2 separate regions of the Homo sapiens genome follow, and region 2 is linked to region 1. The links are chromatin contacts, found by Hi-C or POLR2A ChIA-PET in ENCODE. All regions are on one chromosome and are shown on one strand. The core of a region is the stretch at or near the end of the contact, and the rest is flanking DNA. Distances in the headings are between cores, read along the strand shown. Region 1 holds the start of XPA (XPA, DNA damage recognition and repair factor). Region 2 holds the start of TMOD1 (tropomodulin 1).

The links. Hi-C counts contacts between places; a loop is a spot of excess contacts on that map. ChIA-PET counts read pairs that join two places held with the same protein, here RNA polymerase II (POLR2A). Pooled maps may share reads with other maps.
Region 2: a loop to region 1 is called in a pooled map, with 4 times the contacts of the local background. The contact joins the promoter of TMOD1 here to the promoter of XPA in region 1. A Hi-C loop is called at or near these places in 5 of 50 pooled maps. POLR2A ChIA-PET finds 5 or more read pairs at or near these places in 2 of 52 experiments (GM10248 and GM12878).

What each region holds. Positions count from the first base shown.
Region 1 is chr9:97,696,035-97,700,874 of GRCh38, reverse strand. It overlaps XPA (XPA, DNA damage recognition and repair factor), which reads left to right and starts at 3,535. Exons shown (of 6, transcript NM_000380.4): 1 at 3,535-3,754. The coding sequence starts at 3,583. It overlaps PTCSC2 (papillary thyroid carcinoma susceptibility candidate 2), which reads left to right. Exons shown (of 11, transcript NR_147055.1): 11 at 804-1,250. It also overlaps the pseudogene KRT18P13. RefSeq lists a silencer at 3,374-3,473 and enhancers at 4,024-4,073, 4,084-4,143.
Region 2 is chr9:97,498,866-97,503,244 of GRCh38, reverse strand. It overlaps TMOD1 (tropomodulin 1), which reads right to left and starts at 1,579. Exons shown (of 10, transcript NM_003275.4): 1 at 1,442-1,579. RefSeq lists a silencer at 1,043-1,762.

The DNA.
Region 1 (4,840 bases), core at 2,286-4,785:
TATTTTCTCCCATTCTGTGGGGTTTTTACCCCAATTTTCTTCATAGTGTTCTTTGACGTAGAAAAGTTTTCAATTTTTTTTTGACCTCTGAACTTTTTATTGGCCTCCTGCTCCCCAAAGTGTACCCTGCTTCTGCTGGCTTAATGTCTCAGAACTTTGGTGTCGTTGGTCAGACACCACTTTGCCATCCACTATCCGGCGGGTGGTGGTCTTTTGGATGGTTTGCATGGAGTTGCTGCTGTCCAGGGCATCACCAAGATTGAAGTCCTTGCCATCCTCCAGCAGGCAGCAGTAGGCAGTGCTCTCAGCCTCCAGCTTGACCTTGATGTTCAGCAGGGCCTTGTACTCTTGAGCCTGGCACTGTCCCTCTGCCCGGGTCTGTGCCAGCTCTGACTCCAGGTGCAGCAGGATCCCGTTGAGCTGCTCCCTCTGCAAGGCATAGCGGGCCTCGACCTCCCTCAGGCTGTTCTCCAAGCTGGCCTTCAGATTTCTCATGGAGTCCAGGTTGATCTTCAAGGACTGGACTATACATCTCAGCTCCGTGAGCATCATCCCAGCAGCTCCAACCTCGGTGGACTGCGTGGTGACCACTGAGGTGCTCTCCTCAATCTGCTGAGACCAGTATTTGTCCAGCTCCTCTCAGTTCTTCCGAGCCAGCTCATCATATTGGGGCCGGATGTCTGCCATGATCTTGGCAAGGTCCCGAGACTGGGGGCATCTACCTCCATGGTCAACCCAGAGCTGGCAATCTAGGCTTGTAGGCCTTTTGTAATGCCCAACCTCATTTTTCCTTTTTCACCTAGGCTTGTTTCCACCTGAACAGACTCTCCCTTAGCTAAGAGAACCAGACAAACTCCATCTTGGCTCTTTCACTGGCAGCCCCTTCCTCAAGGACTTAACTTGTGCAAGCTGACTCCCAGCACATCCAAGAATGCAATTAACTGATAAGATACTGTGGCAAGCTATATCCACAGTCCCCAAGAATTCATCTGTTTGATAACGCCCAAAGCCCTGCATCTATAACCTTGTAATAGTCTTAAAGCCCCTGCATCTGGAACTGTTTACTTTCCTGTAACCATTTATCCTTTTAACTTTTTGACTACTTAACTTCTGTAAAATTGTTTTAACTAGACGACCCCCCCTTTCTAAACCAAGGTATAAAAGTTAATCAAGCCCCTTCCTCGGGGCCGAGAGAATTTTGAGCGTTAGCCGTCTCTCGGTCGCCGGCTAATAAAGGACTCTTAATTCATCTCAAAGTGTGGCGTTTTTTTAACTCGCTCGGGTACAACACTTTTACTTCCTCTTCGTGGTTCTTCTTCATGAAGAGCAGCTCCTCCTTGAGAGCTTCGATCTCTGTCTCCAGCTGCAGCCGAGTGACACTGGTGTCATCAGTGACCTCCGGAGCCCATGGATGTGGCTCTCCACAGACTGGCGCATGGCCAGCTCTGTCTCATACTTGACTCTAAAGTCATCAGCAGCAAGACCAGCATTGTCAATCTGCAGAACAATGCAGGCATTGTCCACAGTATTTGTGAAGATCTGAGTCCTCAGGCCCTCAATGGTCTTGAAGTAATGGCTCATCTCTGACCTGGGGTCCCTTCTTCTACAGGTGCTCCTGGATTTTACTCTCCAGCTTCCAGTTCTTGGCCTCCAGGCTCCTCATTCTGTCCAGGTAGGAGGCCAGGCAGTTGTTCAGGTTTTGCACGGTCTCCTTCTTGTTCTGGATGCCTCTCATTCCTGCCAGACCCCTGGCCATCCCCGCGGCCAGGCCCCCGGAACCCATGCTGCTCAGGTAGCTGGTGGAGCGGGACATGGAGATCCGGGAACCAGAGCCCCCGTGCCTGTACAGACGCTGGCTATGCTGCTGACCAGCCGGACACCGTAGCTGGGTGCCTGGACAGAACCCAGGGACCGGTAGTTGGTGGAGAAGGTGGAGCGAGTGGTGAAGCTTATGCTGTCCAGGGAGGAGAGTGAGAGGACAGGACTCAGGCTTTGCCGACGACTTTAATTTTTTTTTGAGACAAGATGTTATTGTGTTGCCCAGGCTGGAGTGTAGTGGTGCCATCACAGCTCACTGCAGCCTTGACCTCCTGAGATGGGTTCTTGTTACATTGCCCAGGTTGGTCTTGAACTCCTGGTCTCAAGCAATCCTCCTGTGTTGGCCTCCCAAAGGGCTGGGATTACAGACATGAGCCACTGCACCTTGCCAATTATTATTATTTTTTAATAGTGACAGGGTCTCACTGTGTTGCCTCAGCTTGTCTTGAACTCATGACCTCAAGTCATCCTCCTGCCTTGGCCTCCCAAACTGTTGAGATTACAGGTGTGAACCACTGTGCCCAGCCTAGTTTTTAATTTTAATGAAGTCCAGCTTTTTTTCTTTTGTTGCTTGTGCTTTTGATGTTATGGAATTTGAAATAGTTTCACCTGGGCAAGATTGATGGGTAGGGAGAAAGAAGGATCTGAGGGGAAGGGAGATGGGGATGGCTTGAGATTCTATCTCCAATTCAACCTAAGATTTCAGCAGGTAACTGCTTTATACGAGGTTTTGCAGCTTTATGTATATATGACCGATAAATTAGAACACTGAATTGTGTTTCTGAAAGGTTAACCATTGAACATTAGTGGGAAACATCAGTGTGTGAGGTTGTCTTTCTAAAAGCCAGTCCTAAATGGTACATGTAGTAATTAGAAGTTAATGTTTTCTGGTTTCAATTAAGCATTATTTGTAACAAAGGGAAAGCATACATTTTTGGGAAAGCCTGCTATGTTTCTTTTGTTACACTAGCCACACTTTTGGGAAGTCAGGATATTTGGCCCAGATCCAAACCCACTGTCTACCTGGCAGTAGCTCATCCTCACTGAAGGAATATTCCATGGGAAAGATAGCCAACCTTATGCATATCAGCCTTGGAGCAAGTCCTGCATTTGCCTGAGGTCACACAGCAAGTTAACTGGGAGTTTCAACCCAGGTCTTCTCATTTTAAATCTAAGGCTGTGTCTCTAGGCCGTGTATCCAACATAAAATCAGGACTATCATCTGTTGGGCTCTATGACTGGCACTACTACTACTCACTGTTACCATTTTTTGAGGTCTTCTACGTGCCAGGTTATTGTCCTGGCAATCTAATCCTCCCAAAGACTCGGTAAATGGTTCCATAATTATCCTCATTTTACCACTGAAGAAACTGAACTCTGGTTAAATAACTTGCCCAAGGTCACACAGACTTTAACTGTCAAGAGCTCAGACTTAACCCAGGCCTGACTCCAAAGCCTATACTCTGAATCACCAAGCGAGACCTATTTTAAAGGTGACCAGGTCGTGAGATATGATCTCAGCACGGACCCTTCTCCCGGATGACAAGAGAGCAGGTAGTTAGGCGGGTACTCCGTGTCCGCGCATACCCAGACTCCGCCCAGCGCCCGGGCAGGCCACCCCGAGCCCCTTAACTGCGCAGGCGCTCTCACTCAGAAAGGCCGCTGGGTGCGGGGAGCGCAGAGGCGGTGCAGGGCGGCTGGCTCGCCTCGGCGTGCAGTGCGCGTGCGTGGAGCTGGGAGCTAGGTCCTCGGAGTGGGCCAGAGATGGCGGCGGCCGACGGGGCTTTGCCGGAGGCGGCGGCTTTAGAGCAACCCGCGGAGCTGCCTGCCTCGGTGCGGGCGAGTATCGAGCGGAAGCGGCAGCGGGCACTGATGCTGCGCCAGGCCCGGCTGGCTGCCCGGCCCTACTCGGCGACGGCGGCTGCGGCTACTGGAGGTTTGGGCCGCGTCCGCGCTTTCCCCTTCCCTCTCCCCGCCTCCCCGGTCCCCAGACTGGCTCGTGCAAGCCGAGTCCCGGGGCCCGGGGGTCGCGTCAACTCCGCTGGCGTATGTGTGCAGATTCTCCCCGAGTCGGAGAGGGAATCCGCCCAGCCAGCCGCCTTGTCAAAGCGTCCTGTCCACGACCACAGAGCGTTCCTCTGTCGCACGCGGGCCTCCTGACCCCCAGCCCCGGGCCTTCTTCGCTGCACCTCGGCTGCTGGCAGCTTCGATTTTTCGTTTAGGGATGCAGCCGCCCCGGCCGGGAGGTGTCAGCCACTGCCAGGTGTCAGGGCCTCAGCTGTCCCGGAAAGAGGAGTTAGACTAGTTCTTGATTCTGGCCTCTATACCTAGAACTAGTTGATGGAAGAGGCAGATCTTGGTGTTTGTTAGGGAGAGCTTTCAACAATTAGAGTTGCCAAAAGTGCAATGGATTGCTTCTCATGAGCTTCCCGTTACTAGAAGCGCTCAAATAGGAACTGGAAGAACGCTTACTTATGTGGAGGAGAGGAGATTCAGCAATCAGAATCTCCTACTCAGCAATCAGAAGAAGGGACTGGATAGTAAACCTTTAAGATTCTAATCCATAGATTCCATGAGTCTATTTCTTGGACATGTGACCTCTGCGATTTCTTGGCAAAAACTAGTTGCTCAAAACGTGTTTATTGATTGAAGTAAATTAAGGACTGATCTCTCATTGCAGATTATTCTCTTATAGAATTTGCCACTGGGGTCAACTAATAATCTTTAACAGGATACTTAAAATATAGTTTGGTTGACAGGCAGTTCTTCAGGGCTGCCTCTATAACATGAAGTACATGTGTTCCTAAAGCTCTATACTGCCCTTTGTCGAGCACAGTTTAGAGCTGTATTACTCTTTTTTATCAGCCAGATGTAGTGAGAGTGAGAAGAGTCTGAGGCTGGCAGCATGTCTTGATGTTCATACTAACACCGAAACTGCAAATTCCAGCTACTTTTGATGGTACTGGTCTCATCCTTTCTACTTTATAGTGGTTACCTTTTATTCCTTTCTAAACTTGAGGCA
Region 2 (4,379 bases), core at 330-2,829, 200 kb after region 1:
GTGCGGAAAGAGATGGGAAAGGCTGGGAGACTGCAGAACTTCTGGCGTGACCGGCCCTGTGTGACCTTGAGCAGGGGGCTCTGCGGCCCTGCACAGAGGACAAAATGGCAGTCACCTCTGGAAGAAAGATGGGGTGGGGGCCCTAGGGGTTCTCACGCTGAGGGCCCAGCACCTGGGTTCAGGGTCTGGTTCTGCGATTCAGACACGGAGGAGCTTGGGCCAGGTCGTCTCCGAGAGTCTGAGGGCATAGGGCGAGGGCTGGAGACAGGGTCTGTAATAGTAGCGGTGGGTGAAGGGTGTAGGAGGGGGCGGCGCTGCGCAGGTTGGAGGACGCATCATAGGCCCGATATAGACCGGGAAACTGTGGCCAGGGAGCGGCTGTACTGGAACCACTGCCCCTGCCCAGCTCATCGCATCTGAAGCTGCGTGGCTCACAGGCTGCTTTGCCGGCTACGGAGCAGAGAGATGCCCATAGGCACCCCAAAAGTGCACTTCCTAGGGTTGTACGGCTTAGGATATCCGACGGCCTTAGTGAGTCCCAGGATACGATCGAGTCTGGGGCAGTCAGTCTCCGATTTCTGCAGCGTCTCCGCATGTGCGCGGCTGGGACCCCAGCGTCCCAGGCCCGGAGAGGGTGAACAGGTGTGGGGAGCGCAGGCGGCCAAGAGCGCGCCCTGCAGCTCTCAGGGCTTGGGCTCCCAGCTCCATCGCGGCTACCAAACCTCGCCCCTACAAATGGGAGACTGAGATCCAGAAACAAGAGGGGGATTGCCAAGGCCATGCCGAGAGCCGGCGACAACCTGGGGCTCCCGCCTCCAAGCTCTTTCCAGCTCCACTTGGCCGCGTAGCGCGTGTCGTGGTGCTTTAAACCTTGTCTCTCCCAGTTTGGGAAACTTCACCTGCCCCAAACACTCTCAGCGCGAACCTGGGATCCACGTCCAGTCGAGCCTTTACTCCCCCACTCCCACCCCCAGACTCTTGCAGGCGGAGAAGAGGCCGCGCCCCCGAGCCCAGCTCCGGCTGGCACCTGTACCCAGCTGAGCACCCCGCGGGCTCAGAGCCCCGCCGCGCTGGAGTCCTGCGGGTGGCGGGGGCGCCCCTCCGCCAGGACCCCAGCCCGGGGCGCCGTCTCCTCCAGAACCCCGGGTCCTTCTCGCGTTCACAGACGCGGTGCGGAGGTCCAGAGCGGAGGGCGCCCTGGCCAGGGCTGCGCGCGCGGGGAGGCGGGGACGGGAGCGCTGGGCTCGGAACCCCGAGACCCGGGCTCCCTAGCCCCAGAGGCAACCCGAGGCGGCAGCTATTTATAGAGGGAGCCACGCTCAGTCCCTCTTGGCGGCGGCGGCGACAGCTGAATATTTTGCCCAGATATGGCTGAGGCCCCGGAGCGGGGGCAGGGAGCCCCGCGAGCGCGAGGGGGACCCCAGGCGGGGTGGGGGCTTACCCGGACGCAGAGCTGTGGGGCCGGCGCGGACGCGGGCTGCGGAACAGGCGCGGGCGGCGGGCAGATGGACGCGGGCGGAGGCCGCGGTGCTCCGGCGGGCAGCGGGCGGGCGAGCGCAGCGCGGGGCTGGACGAGCTCCCGGGCGGCCGCGGGCGGGCGGGAGCTGTGGGCTCGGGGGTGGGAGCCAGGGGCGGGCCCGGCTCGGCTGTCACCGCGCCCCGCCCCGCCCGCCGCCGGCTCCCTCCTTCCCCCCCCCTCCACTCGGGGGCGCCCGGGCGCAGCGCACTTCCCCGTCGGGACGCGGCCCTGGGCCGGGAGCGCAGGGGAGTCGGGCTGCAGCCGAGCGAGCGCGGGCCCCTGCCTGGGTCTCCTCCGCTTCCCCGCTGGTACCAGGAAGAGTTTGAGCGACGGTAGAGTTATGTGGGAAAAGGTGGGCAGATTTGCATTCCTGTGGGGTTTAGAATTTAAGATTTTGAGAATCTGAAGTCCCCAGAAGTGATGGACCAAAGCCAGCTAAGCAGCTGCTGCACCTTCACCTCTGATTGAAGCGCCGCTCCGTCCGTTTCCCAGCAGCGCGGCCAGGTGGGCTCTGAGCCGCAAGCTTTAACCGCGATCGTTTTGTCTACACGTAGTTCCAACACGCAATCGAATACATTCTCTCTACACTGAGAGCGAGTGGAGTGTCTAAAATACTGATTTTAAATGACCACAACAAAAAGACCCAAGTTCTTAAAAGGCTTTTTTTTTTTTTTTTTTTTTTCAGAACAAACCACTTTAGGTGGTTTATTCCAAATACAATTTTAAGTGTTTTAATAAACAAATGTCTCATGCAAAGGAATTTATATAGAAATAGGAAAACGTCTTATTTTGGATTATTATGGGAAAGCTTTTGGTAGGGTAGACCTTAATAAAATCAGCTCTTAATCCTGATGTATAGATTATTAATGAGAAACACTCATTAACCAAATTTTGTTTCTCAAGAAAATGAATTTCTCTAAAGTCCTCACAATGAGAACGCTCTTTTCAAGGGGTATATGCCATACATTTAAAAATAAGCAGTGATCTAATATTTCAGATTATTTTAAAACATTTTTGTTGTGAATCGAACATATAAGAACATACAACATAAGTTATGTTGTATGTGTAAACAAAATAAATGTGCAGCTTCATGACTTTTTACAACGTGAACACCTGTGCAACCAGTCACTCAGAGAACATTGCCTACAGCCCAGAAGCCAACCTGTCCCTCCTGGGTCCCAACTCCCTTCTAAAGATGATCACTTTCTTGACCCTTACGGTGATCATGTCCTTGTTTTTTTTCTTCCCTCTGTAGTATGTCTTCATTTGTTCAAATCTGTTGTTAATCTGTGGTTTTATGCAGCTGTAGTTTTTCACTGTATGAATATGCCACAGTTTAAAAAAAAATCCATTTGACTATTAATGGGCATTTAGGTTGTTTCCAGGTTTTAGCTATTACAAATAGTGCTGCTGCGAACATTCCTTGCCAGAATCCTCCTGTCCACGCGCACAGCCTGCTGTTGGAAGTGCTGGGTGATAGAGAAAGCCTAACCTCAACTTCGGCAGAGATAAGCCTGAACTCTTCCAAAGTTATAGTACCATTGTACAGTGCAGTTTCCCATCTTCAACAACACTTGAAGTTACAAAAATTGAAACACTTTAGAAATTCTGATATGTGAGTAATGGTATCTCATTGAGGTTCAAACTTGCATTTCCCTATATCCTAATGTGTTGAGTATCACTTCATATTTATTGGCCAGTTGGATTTGTTTTGTGAATTGTTCAGATTTATTGTCCATTTTTCTTCTGGATAGTCCTGTGTATTGAATAGATTCAATGGTGTGTGTATCCTCAGTTATATTCCACTCTTTTGCCTTTTCACCTTATTAACGTATTTTGATAAACAGGTGTTCTTAAATACAGTCTGGCAATCTTTTCCCTTATTGGCAGCACTCTGTGTCCTGTTTAAGAACTCTTTCCTGTTCCTGGGTTATAAAGTTATCTTCCTATGTTATCTTCCCACCTTAGCCTTTCATGTTTAGGTTTTTTGTTTGTTTGTTTTTGTTTTTGTTTTTGAGATAGAGTCTTGCGCTTTGTTGGCCAGGCTGGAGTAAAGTGGTGTGATCACGGCTCATTGCAGCCTCAACCTCCTGGGCTCAAGCCAACCCCTTAACCCCCACATCAGCCCCTCAAAGTGCTGGGATTACAGGCATGAGCCACCATGCCCAGCTATTTAAAAAAATGTTTTTTGTAGAGATAGGGGACTTGCTATATTGCCCAGGCTGGTCTGAAACTCCTATGCTCAAGCAATCCTCCCGCCTCAGCCTCCCAAAGTGCTGGTATTACAGGCGCGAGCCACTGTGCCCAGCCTCATGTTTAGTTTTTTGTTTTTTTTTTTTGTTTGTTTGTTTTTTTTTTTTGAGACAGGGTCTCTGTCATCCAGGCTGGAGTGCAGTGGCGCGATCTCGGCTCACTACAACCTCTGCCTCCCAGGCTCAGGTGATCCTCCCACCTCAGCCTCCTGAATAGCTAGAACTACAGTTGTGCACCACCACATCCAGCTAATTTTTTGGTAAAGACAGGGTTTTGCCACGTTGCCCAGGCTGGTCTCAAACTCCTGGCCTTAAGTGATCCGCCCACCTCAAAGTGCTGGGATTACAGGCATGAGCCACCATGCCCGGCCAATGTTTAGGTTTTCAATCCATCTGGAATTGACTTTTGAATATGGTATGAGGAAGGGTTCATTCACATTTCATTTGTTTGTGTCACACTGACTTAGCACTAATTTTGTGGTTACATCAAGAAACAATCTATTGCTTTATTTTAAAAAGTAATGGACTCCTCCCCCTCCCCCTCCCCCTCTCCCTCTCCCCACAGTCTCCCTCTCCCTCTCCCTCTCTCTCCACGGTCTCCCTCTGAT